Linked DNA regions of Homo sapiens: region 1 is linked to region 2. The links are chromatin contacts, found by Hi-C in ENCODE. All regions are on one chromosome and are shown on one strand. Each heading gives the region's core, a stretch centred on a gene start or an enhancer-like site at or near the end of the contact. The rest is flanking DNA. Distances are from core to core; before and after follow the strand shown. Region 1 overlaps GSDME (gasdermin E). Region 2 overlaps IGF2BP3 (insulin like growth factor 2 mRNA binding protein 3).

What was found. A loop is a pair of places that touch in the nucleus more often than their neighbours do. Pooled maps may share reads with other maps.
Region 1: a map with no recorded cell type shows a loop between it and region 2 (8-fold over the local background). The contact joins two enhancer-like sites. A Hi-C loop is called at or near these places in 6 of 37 single-sample maps with no recorded cell type and 3 of 50 pooled maps.

Annotation. Positions count from the first base shown.
Region 1 is chr7:24,711,424-24,717,018 of GRCh38, reverse strand. All of the region lies in intron 5 of GSDME (gasdermin E), which reads left to right. Among named protein-coding and RNA genes, the nearest start is that of GSDME, 43 kb to the left of the region's middle. Within about 2 kb of position 1,283, at least 2 of the 41 ENCODE cell types and tissues checked have a DNase peak (open chromatin) inside an H3K27ac peak, as active enhancers do.
Region 2 is chr7:23,366,633-23,371,794 of GRCh38, reverse strand. The region is part of intron 3 of IGF2BP3 (insulin like growth factor 2 mRNA binding protein 3); the gene reads left to right. Among named protein-coding and RNA genes, the nearest start is that of SNORD65C, 27 kb to the left of the region's middle. Within about 2 kb of position 3,319, at least 3 of the 41 ENCODE cell types and tissues checked have a DNase peak (open chromatin) inside an H3K27ac peak, as active enhancers do.

The DNA.
Region 1 (5,595 bases), core at 34-2,533, 1.3 Mb before region 2:
TGGGGCAAAGTTCCACCAGCACAGTAGAGGGCTGGGCTGTGTCCTCTGGGCATCAACCTGGGCTCTGCATCAGACACACTGGGCATCAACCCCGGTGCCATGATGTCCTATGAGGTCTCAGGCAAGTTGCTGAATCTTGCTGAGTCTTGGCTTCCCTGTCTCTGGAAGGTGAAGGGCATTTCTTCACAGGGCTGTGTGAAGATTTAATGAGATGAGGCCTATGAAGCGCCTGGCACAGTGGTCATTTATTAATTCCTCCACCTTTGCTATTAATAGCATTATCATCATTATTGTTACCCCACCTCCTCTCCACAAGTATGAAGCCAGACATGCTGAACTTGACTTTCCTCTGCTGATCACGAGTGTGTTCAAAGCGCAGAGACCCAGCTGTTGTCACGGAAGAAAATCCAAGCTTTGGTTCAGCGTGTCTGCTCACTTTAGGTGTTCACAGCCCCTTCCCTCCTCATGTTCCCAATGAGAAGAGGTTGTGTTCACTCATGAAAGCTGTGTGACCGCTCCTTAGGGACATGAGTGGGTAAATGTAACATAATAAATTGTGAAGTTTTTTAGGTGTGACAATGGTATTATAGTTATATTTATAAAAATGAGTCATCCTATCTTTGAGAGATGTACACTGAAACATTCACGGATGAAATGGTAATATGTCTGTGGTTTGATTCAAAAATAATATGAGTGGAGCATAAAGGGTGTGAGCATGGGCAGCTGCCGAGGGAAGGAGGCTTGGCTGAGAGGGGACAGTGGCTGAAGCTGGCTGATGGGCACACGCTGGTTCACGCTCCTCCTCTCTATTCCTGTGCAGTTTGACATTTTCTGTAACAGCAGTTTTTAAAAGGGCCGTGATAGACCACGCACATGCCTGCTGCTGCCTCCTGCTTCTCCCCCATTTGTGGAAGGCGGGTGGGGGGCAGTCTCCCGTGAGACAGCTCCTGCCCTCGCTAAGCCCACATGAGTCACTACGCCATTCAGCAGCCACTAGAGGGACTCAAACAGAATGCTCAGTGTCCTCGTGTGCTGCTGTCCACAAGCTGAAGGGTGTTGAGGATCCCTAGGAGAAACAGGCGAGGCACAGAAGGAGTGCACAGAGTCTCCCTCTCTCATTCTGCAAATGAAGAAGCCTGCATTTTAGGGCGGTGAAATGATTTATCTGAGGTGACAGAAAGAGAAAGTGTCAGTTTGAAGCAGTTGGTCAAAGAGGTCTGTCAGGGACCAAGAAATGCTGAGAATACCAGGTGTTGTGGCTTCCTTGAGGCCCGTAGTTCCAAATTTGTGTCCTCTGGGGCGTTTTCGTTATTATTGTCATCTTTCTCTTTGAAAAGACTTGTCTTCCAAAAAAAGTGCATCATGAAGAGGATCAAATTGTTCTTCTAGTCTCTGTTATCTGTATGTGGTAAGTAGGGTCACCATCTGCACTTTTGGGTTTCTAGCCCCCCTATGTCTGCCTTGGTGGTCCTGTCCAGTCTTACTGATGGCCAGTGGTGAATGTGTCACTCCCCCGCAGCTTACTGAGGTATGATTGACACACAGAAACTGTATGTTCAAGATGTACAAGTGATGATTCAATAGACATAGACATTGTGACGGGATAACTACTGAGTCAAGCTAATGAACACATCCATCACCCAGCATGGTTACCCTCTGCATGTGTGTGGTGAGGACACTTACTGTCCACCCTCTCAGCAAGTCTCAAGTAAACACTGCAGTACTATTAGCTATAATCACCATGCTAGATCCCCAGAACTTACCAGCTTACAACTGGAGGTTTGCATGCTTTGACAACATCTCCCCATTTCTCCCAGCACCTGGCAACCACCAGTCTACCCCCTGCTTCTGTGAGTTCAGCTTTTTTCAGTTCCATGTATAAGGAAGACCATGTGATATGCATCTTTTTGTGCCTGGGTCATTTCATTTAGCATCCTGTCCTCTGGGTTCATCGAGGTTGGCACAAATGGGAGACTTTCCTTCTTCTTCATGGCCAAAAAGTATTCCATTGTGTAAATACATCAATTTTCTTTATCTATTTGTCCATCAACAGACAGTTACATTATTTCCGTATCTTGGCTGTAGTGAAGGATGCGTCACTTCTGTAACGCTTTCTGAAATCTTGGCATGCACCTGAGGATGCCCAGGAGTGCTCTGCGGACCCTTCGGTGGCGGGGACCCAGGCCTGGGCTGCCACTCTAGGTGGTGGTCCCCATGCGAGCTTCCTCCTGTTTGTCCCAGGAGGTGACCAGACCCTGCCCTGACGCAGCTCTGTGGAGGTAGCCTCTCTTTCTCAGATGGGGTTTGAAAGACACACAGCCTTGTTCTGGCAGGGCTCTCCTGTTTGCATTTCAATTTCAAGGCTTTTATCTTTTCCAGCTTCCACTGTCTTTGAAAATAAACTCCTCTTTGTGCTGCTGAGAAGAGGTACCCTGGGGATATCTCGGCCTTCCCTTGGCTCGTTCTGGATCCTGGCCTAGGAGGCAGCTCCGTGGCTCCTTCCTATGGTGGCTTGGTGGTCAGGTCATCGTTCTGGGTGATTCACTGCCTGATTTTAAACCAGTTCTGCTATTTCTTTTCTTTTTTTTGCCCATCCGTTTTCTGTTGCTCTTGCTACAGAATGTTCTGGTATAGCTTCATAGACATAAACCTGCAGTGGTTGGAAGGGCCCTTGAGAAGACATGCCTGCTCTCTCTCCCTACCTTCCTGGTGGGATTGCATTTGACAGAGATCCTGGTCGTCCTTTGAAACCTCGAAGGGAGGCAGACTCCATCTGTATCCCGGCCAGGTGCTTCAGCCATGCCAGCTGCAATGAGACCCTTTCCTTCACCCACAGCTCCCCTCTCAGGAGACACTTATGCCCAATCAGAAACACCCTTTCATTCTCTTGACCTTCTGCCTTGCACTTTTATACATCTTGGCATTTGCTAGCGTCCTTCAGCACCAACTTCCAGTTGGATGCCTTGTGGGCGTGAACCTGTTTCCCACGCTGCACCTGAATCTGTGCACGTCTCCCCACTGGCCCTAACACCATCTCCCTGCTTCCCCACCTCGCTTTCCTTAAAGACAGGGCCTTGCTCTGTGACCTAGGCTGGAGTGCAGTGGCGGGATCATAGCTCACTGCAACCTTGAACTCTGGGCTCAAGCAGTCCTCCCACCTTGGCCTCCCAAGCAGCTGGGACTACAGGGGCTCTGCCACAGACTCGTAACTGGCTACTCTGATTCTTTCCTGTCTGTTCCATCCTAGCAGTGTAGCTAATGGGATTGTTTTAAAATTGACCACTTCACTCACCTGCTCAGACACCCTTCTGTGGCTCTTTGTCCCAAGAATGCAGTCTGCACCATGTCACGCCTTATGGGCCAGCCCAGCATGGGTCTCGTGCCTTCCCTCTGGTCACAGTGCCACTTGCCCCGTGATCTCACTGAGGTCTGGGGCATGGCACACCCTCTCCCACCCCCAGGCCTGCTGCGCCTCTCTCTGGGCGTGCTCTCTGCCTCTTTTGCTCCTGCCCAACCATCAGATGGCTTTTCTGGTTCTCCTTCCCTGTGACGGGGTTCAGGACATGCAGTCCTAAGATATTTTAAAGTGAAGGAATTTGAAAAGATGACAGAAGCAGGAAGGTCACTGTGACCTTCCCCTCACCCTTCTCCCTGTAGCAGGTCATAAAACCTCTGAAGGATTTTCCAACCTTCCCCTGATGCAGGTTACAGACCCTCAGGGGAGAGGCGCCGTCCCTCTGCCTGGAGGAAAGGAGCAGCCGTGTCTCCCGACACAGGACACAGAGAGGTGAAGAGACAGGCCTTGCTGAGTTCCTGGATGAATGGCCTTTCCATCATATGCTCTGCCCTGCCACATTTCTCCACCACTGTCCCTCAAACCTAGCAAAAAAGTACTCAAATTTAACTATTTTTTCACATGTTCATTTTCTTATGAAGGCTTCCATGTCATGTAAAACTGCTATTCGGTAAAGTTGCGTGCTTTTCCCTTTTTTTTTTTTTTGAGACTGAGTTTCACTCTTGTTGCCCAGGCTGGAGTACAATGGTGCGATCTTGGCTCACCACAACCTCCGCCTCCCAGGTTCAAACGATTCTCCTGCCTCAGCCTCCTGAGTAACTGGGATTACAGGTGTGCACCACTATGCCCGGCTAATTTTGTATTTTTAGTAAAGACGAGGTTTCTCCATGTTGGTCAGGCTGGTCTCAAACTCCTGACCTCAGGTGATCCGCCCGCCTCGACCTCCCAAAGTGTTAGGATTATAGGTGTGAGCCACCGTGCCTGGCCTCTCTTGTTAATCTGTCTGTTGTGATAGGGGCCTCAGCCATGAACCTAGGATGAGCAGAAGGAAAGATGTTTTTCCTCCCCTCCACCCGCTGGTCACTCTGGCCTCAGCCCTGTTCAACCGCTGTCCCCACTCTTACCACACTCATCGTCAAGGCCTGGTTGTAGTCCTTTGTATCTGTGGCTGTGAGCACGGGGCCTGGTATAGGGAATTTTAAAGATTTACATTGTTGCATATTTGCTGGCTGGCTGGCTGGGGATGGATGGATGAAAAGAATGAAGGAATTAATTGGTGGCGCCCTCAGGGAGCTATGCATGGGTGAAGGTGAGAGTGTGGTGTGTGGTTGGTGCTGTGGATTCTTAAAATGCCAGTTGGTTCCACATTATTTTGGGGACCTGGCAGGGCTTCTGGCAGAATTTGAGGCTGTGTGAATGGTCAAGGCTCCTGTCCTCAGGGAACAAAGTTATGACCTAGGTGCTGGTTCACACTCCTGCACCCCTGTGGCTAAGCGCAAAGTGTGGAGGAGTAGGGTCAGCCTGAATGCTGGTGTGGGCCAGGTGGGTAAAGCCCAGGGATCGTTTCCTTTGTCTTTAGACAGCCATTCTTCTTTTTCTTTTCCATTCTATCTTTATGAGCATCATTAATGCCCACAAGCAAATGAAAATATTTGCTAATACTCATGCCTTCTACATTTCAGCAAATACGGGGCCCTGCCACATTTTTATTCCATAGCCTTTGCTTACGTACACAAGTTAGTAAATAGAATCATAAAGAGAATGCTAATTCTTGAGCTCATTTACTGTTTCTGCTTAGCAAGGACGTAATAACTTACATTTTTATCTACACCTTAGATACCTTAGCTGGGTTCTCAAATATGGAAGTGTTTGAGAAAACATTTCTTTGCCTTTTTTTTTTTTTTTTTTGGAGACAAGGTCTTGCTCTATTGCCCAGGCTGGAGTGCAGTGGTGCGATCTTGGCTCACTGCAACCTCCGCCTCCAGGGCTTAAGGGATCCTCCTACCTTAGCCTCCAGAGCAGCTGGGATTACAGGCATGTGTGACCATGCCCAGCTCATTTTAAATTTTTTTGTAGAGACGGGGTCTCACTATGTTGCTACTCTCAAACTCCTGGGCTCAAGCAATCTGCCTGCCTCAGCCTCCCGAAGTGTTGGCATTACAGGTGTGAGCCACCATGCCCGGCCCTTTTTATTATTTAAAAAACTTTTTATCGCCTGGAGCAGTGGCTCACACCTGTAATCCCAGCACTTTGGGAGGCTGAGGTAGGTGGATCAACTTGAGGTCAGCCTGGCCAACATG
Region 2 (5,162 bases), core at 2,070-4,569:
ATGTTAGAGGATCTAACTTGTGAACATTGAAAGTGGCTAGAAAGTTGGGACGCTTTGCTCCGTGTGGTATGATGGAGGCTGAGCTTCCCTCTGGGGCTTTTCGATGATAAAGGGGATATGCAGCATGGTTTACAATCTTATTAATGGTCTGGTCTGTGGTGCTGGCTTTCTTAACTTGACAGTCATTTTCACACCAGTGTGAGGAATGGTTTGAGTGTTATCCAAGTAATTACGGTGCTAACATTTTAGAGAAATATACATTAAGGTGGATATTTCTTTATTTTGTTTTAGAATTATATATCAATATTTAACTGGAAATGATTATTTGGAACCTGCAATACAGATTGTTCTTCATTTTGTAATATAGCCATTTCTCACAAATAGATGTAAAAGAACAGTTCCTGAGATGATCTTGCCCATGACAGATAAGTAGTTCCTGTTTGTATAAACTGTGCTGAGCTGTTTGAAGGATGTTCCCTTCATCTCCATATCCCTAGCGCTAAGGGTGATTCTGTGGAGACTTTTTGCCTCTCTTGTTGCAATGAGTAGTAGTCAAGGTGACTCCTTTCTAGAAACCCCTCCCCAATGACTGACATTGGCTTTGGTGCTTGGAAGGGTGTGTGTGTGTGTGTGTGTGTGTTGGCAAGGTGTTTGTTGGGGCAAGTAAGCATTAAATATCCCGCTTTGCATTTTATTAATACTTTAATCTCACTGTGATTTTTGTAATGCTTGTTCCACTTCTATATCTTTTGTATAAATTCCTGACAAATACCTGTTTGCTTATATTATTATGGACTTTTAAAGACACCTAGAACTGGCTGGGCGCAGTGACTCACGCCTGTAATCCCAGCATTTTGGGAGGCCGAGGTGGGCACATCACTTGAGGTCAGGAGTTCGAGACCAGCCTGGCCAACATGGCAAAACTCTGTCTCTACTAAAAATACAAAAAATTAGCTGGGCGTGGTGGCACACGCCTGTAATCCCAGCTTCTCGGGAGGCTGAGGTGGTAGAATGGCTTGAGCCCAGGAAGTGGAGGTTGCAGTGAGCTGAGATCACACTGCTGCACACCAGCCTGGGTGACAGAGCAAGACTCTGTCTTAAAAAAAAAAAACAAAAAAACCAAAAAACCTAGAACTAGCTTCCTTTGCCCTGTAGAACAAAAAAATAGTGTGACTCCTTTTTAACCTTTTATTGTTCATCACAGATCCTGAGCAGTGAGTTCAAAGGTAAGACATGGCCCCTTCCCTTATGAGGTTTATGGGATAGTGCAGCTCTGTGTTAGAGCCACATTGAAGGAGTAACCCATTTCCAGAGAGATTTTCAGGATATATATTGGTACACAGACTATAATGCCCGACATTGTTGTTCCATCTTCTGAAACACATAAGGCAAATGTAACAGTCAAATAAAAAAGATTTGGAATCTAAGATCGTATGTATGATAAATTACCTGCCAGCTTAAGCATGGAAGTCAGTGTGACTCTGAAAACTAGATTACTGTGACACACCTGACAATCACATCACTATGGTTAATAATCACTAGTCTAGTGGGAAAATAAAGATCAGGAAAGAGATTATAAAGTGACATTGCTTTCATTTCCAAGAATGGGTATTAGGGAGATGACGAGAGAGGTACTTTACCCAGTTTTGAGGGCGTGACTAGAGCATAGGTGTGGGAAGTATGTTGGATATATGGAAGAGAGAAGTAGTACCAGGTAACTGACAACCTCTTATGCCATGTTGAAGTTTGGACAAGTTATACTGGCAATTTGAAACCACAGAAGGGTAGTAACTGCTGGCAGGAGGATATAGTCATGGAGTGTTAGGCTACAGGCAAGCATGCTAATCAGACTTGGTTCAGATAGCCCAGGAGTGATGGGACTTGAGCAGTGGGTATGCAGAATAAGCAGTCAGCAGAAGGCTTATCTGCAGAACATAAATTATCTACCTCACGCCCATAGTGGTATCAACTAAAATACAGCCAGTTTTGTGAGGGAGGTGGGGATATATCTGGTATGTGGCTGAGAAAATCTGATCACGTTGCAGGTCAAAGACAGTTTTTTAAACTGTCTTTATTGCAGTGATCTCTATATGTGTCAATAAACTAGGCTACTAGATTGAAGAGAAGCATGAAGAAACTTGTCATGATGGTGATAGTTTAGTGAGTGTATACATAATGTCAAAGTGAATCAAATTTCTTGCAGTTTATTCTGTATTTCAATGATACTGTTACTGAACCAAACTGGTTCTGTTTGTCCATGTGCAATGGAAAGCAAACACCAAAGCATAGGTTCTTTTGTAAAGAGAAAAGTTCGTGGTAAGACTGTCAAGCAAGGAGACAGTCAGGTTCAAATCTGTCTCCCCCAGCTGGGGGCTGGGACATATTTTATAGACAGAGGGTAATGAGGTATGATCTGATTGAATCTTACAATGATGTGATGCCAGGAGGTGTGATCTGACTGGATCATACCAGGAGGTGACACCAGGGCTCAATCTGATTGGATCATGGATCATGTCATGTGGTGTCCACTTCTTAATTTGGTCCTGTCTCGGTCCAGGCACTTAGGTTCTGCTTGTGGTTGCATGCGTGGTTCATCTGGACAGGCTCAGGTTACAGAACTTGCAACCTGGGGATCCATGGCAACTGAAGAACAAATCACCATTTTGTCACACAAAGCTGAACCAGACTAGGCCGGTTCTGTGGATGATGCTTGGCCAAAAGGCCAAGAAGTGATCAATAATACTTCAGAGTTTAAAAGGCAAAACTAGGCCATTACCTGGTAAAGTTGCTTTTAGTATTTTTTTAACAGCTTTATTGAGATATAATTCACATACTATGCAATTCACCATTTAAAGTGTACAATTATTTTTTTTTAAGTTTTTTTTTCTTTTTTTTTTGAGACAAAGTTTTGCTCTCGTGGCCCAGGCTGGAGTGCAATGGCGCCATCTCAGCTCACCACAACCTCTGCCTCCTGGGTTCAAGTGATTCTCCTGCCTCAGCGTCCCGAGTAGCTGGGATTACAGGCAAGCGCGACCACGCCCGGCTAATTTTGTATTTTTAGTAGGTGCGAGGTTTCTCCATGTTGGTCAGGCTGGTCTCAAACTCCTGACCTCAGGTGATCCGCCCGCTTTGGCCTTCCAAAGTGCTGGGATTACAGGTGTGAGCCACCGCGCCCGGCCTAGTATGTTAATAGATACGTGCAACCATCACCACATTTTTAGGACACCTTCATCACCTCAAAAAGAAACATTTAACTGTCACCCTCCACTTTCACTTTCCTCAGCCCATAGAAACCACTAATCTACTTTCTGTCTATCGTAGAGTTCCCTATTCTGGACATTTCATACAAACAAAAATCATATAATAAGTAGTTTTTTGTGACTGTTTTCATTTAGCATAATGCCTTCTTTTCTTTCTTTCTTTCTTTCTTTCTTTCTTTCTTTCTTTCTTTTTTTCTTTCTTTCTTTTCTTTCTCTCTCTCTTTCTCTCTTTCTGTCTTCGCTATACTAACAAGGTAACCATAATACTTTCAAGGTCTGTCTGTTGCAGCATGTATAAGTACCTCCCTTTTATGGTTGAATAATATTCCATTGTACAAATATACCACATTTTGTTTCCATTCATCAGTCAGTAAGCATTCATTCGGGTTGTTTCTACTTCAGACTATTATGAGTGATCTTAATTTTGTACCATTACATTCAGGAAGTGATAATCTTTGCATTTTTCATGTGATTCTTTCTGTACTGTTTATACATTTGAATGAACTTTGTTTTTTTGTTTTTTTTTGTTTTTAAATAGATGGAGTCTCTATCTGTTGCCCAGGCTGGAGTGCAGTGGTGCAATCTCAGCTCACTGCAACCTCTGCCTCCCGGGTTCAAGGATTCTTCTGCCTCAGCCTCCCGAGTAGCTGGGACTACAGGTGCGTGCCACCATGTCCAGCTAATTTTTGTATATTTAGTAGAGATGGGGTTTCACCATGTTGGCCCGGCTGGTCTCAAACTCCTGACCTCAAGTGATCCACCCACCTCGGCCACCCAAAGTGCTGGGATTACAGGCGTGAGCCACCGCGCCCAGCCGTGGATGAACTTTTTTTTTTTAAAAAGGCTGAACATTTGAGGGTTTCACGTCCTAAATACATAACGGGGGAATTCTAGAAAGACATTTTCTATGAGGCTTTACTTTGCATTTATACCCCTTCCTCCCTCCCCTGTCGTTGGAATTTAAACTTACCTAAGCATAGAGAAATGTTTCCTTTCTGGTTTAAGATTTTATTTAGGTATGGGAACTTGTGAAAGTGTTGGAAATATAGAGTGGAAAGCTTTTTGTTTTTTTTCGTGGTTTTTTTTTTGGCCTTTAAGACTGTTTAAAAGAAGTATTTGTGGCTGACATAGAATGATTAGCAGTACTGAGAGGGGACAAGAATCTAGGAGACAAAAACAGGTGCATAAGTAGCTTATGTGACAGGTAACAGGAACACTGTCTTATCTTCCTGTTTAATGCAGAATTAAGCAAAATGCGGCCGGACACTGTGGCTCACACTTATAATCCCAGCATTTGGGAAGGCTGAGGCAGGCAGATCACTTGAGCTCAGGAATTCGGGACTAGCCTGGCCAACATGGCAAAACTTTGTCTCTACTATAATACAAAAAGTAGCCAGGCGTGGTGGCACATGCATGTAATCCCAGCTACTCAGGAAGCTGAGGCACAAGAATGGCTTGAGCCTGGGAGGCGGAGGTTGCAGTGAGCCAAGATCATGTCACTGCACTCCAGTAAGACTCTGTCTTTAAAAAAAAAAAAAAAAAAAAAGCAAAATGTGAGAACTTACCAAGTGTAAGTTGTATTTATTCTTTGAGAGTTCAGTGGGCTGGAGTGGCATGATACCATTTGATAGGCCTTGATATAAAAGAGCATATTCAAATAATGGCCTGCCTTAAGATTGATGGGATTACTATAGTACAGTTCAAGTCATTTGGGGGTTGGAAATCCTTTTGAGATTTGGGAATCTTATTAGGCTATTGACAGCCCTTTCCCTATTCTGTTGTCATTACTTCCAAGCCTTGTACATGAAACTTTGAGTAAGACATCAAAGATCCACTGAAATCCATCTATGGGGCTATGTAAAATCTCCTAAGTTGTGTTGTTAAATTTTTTCCACAGCTAGG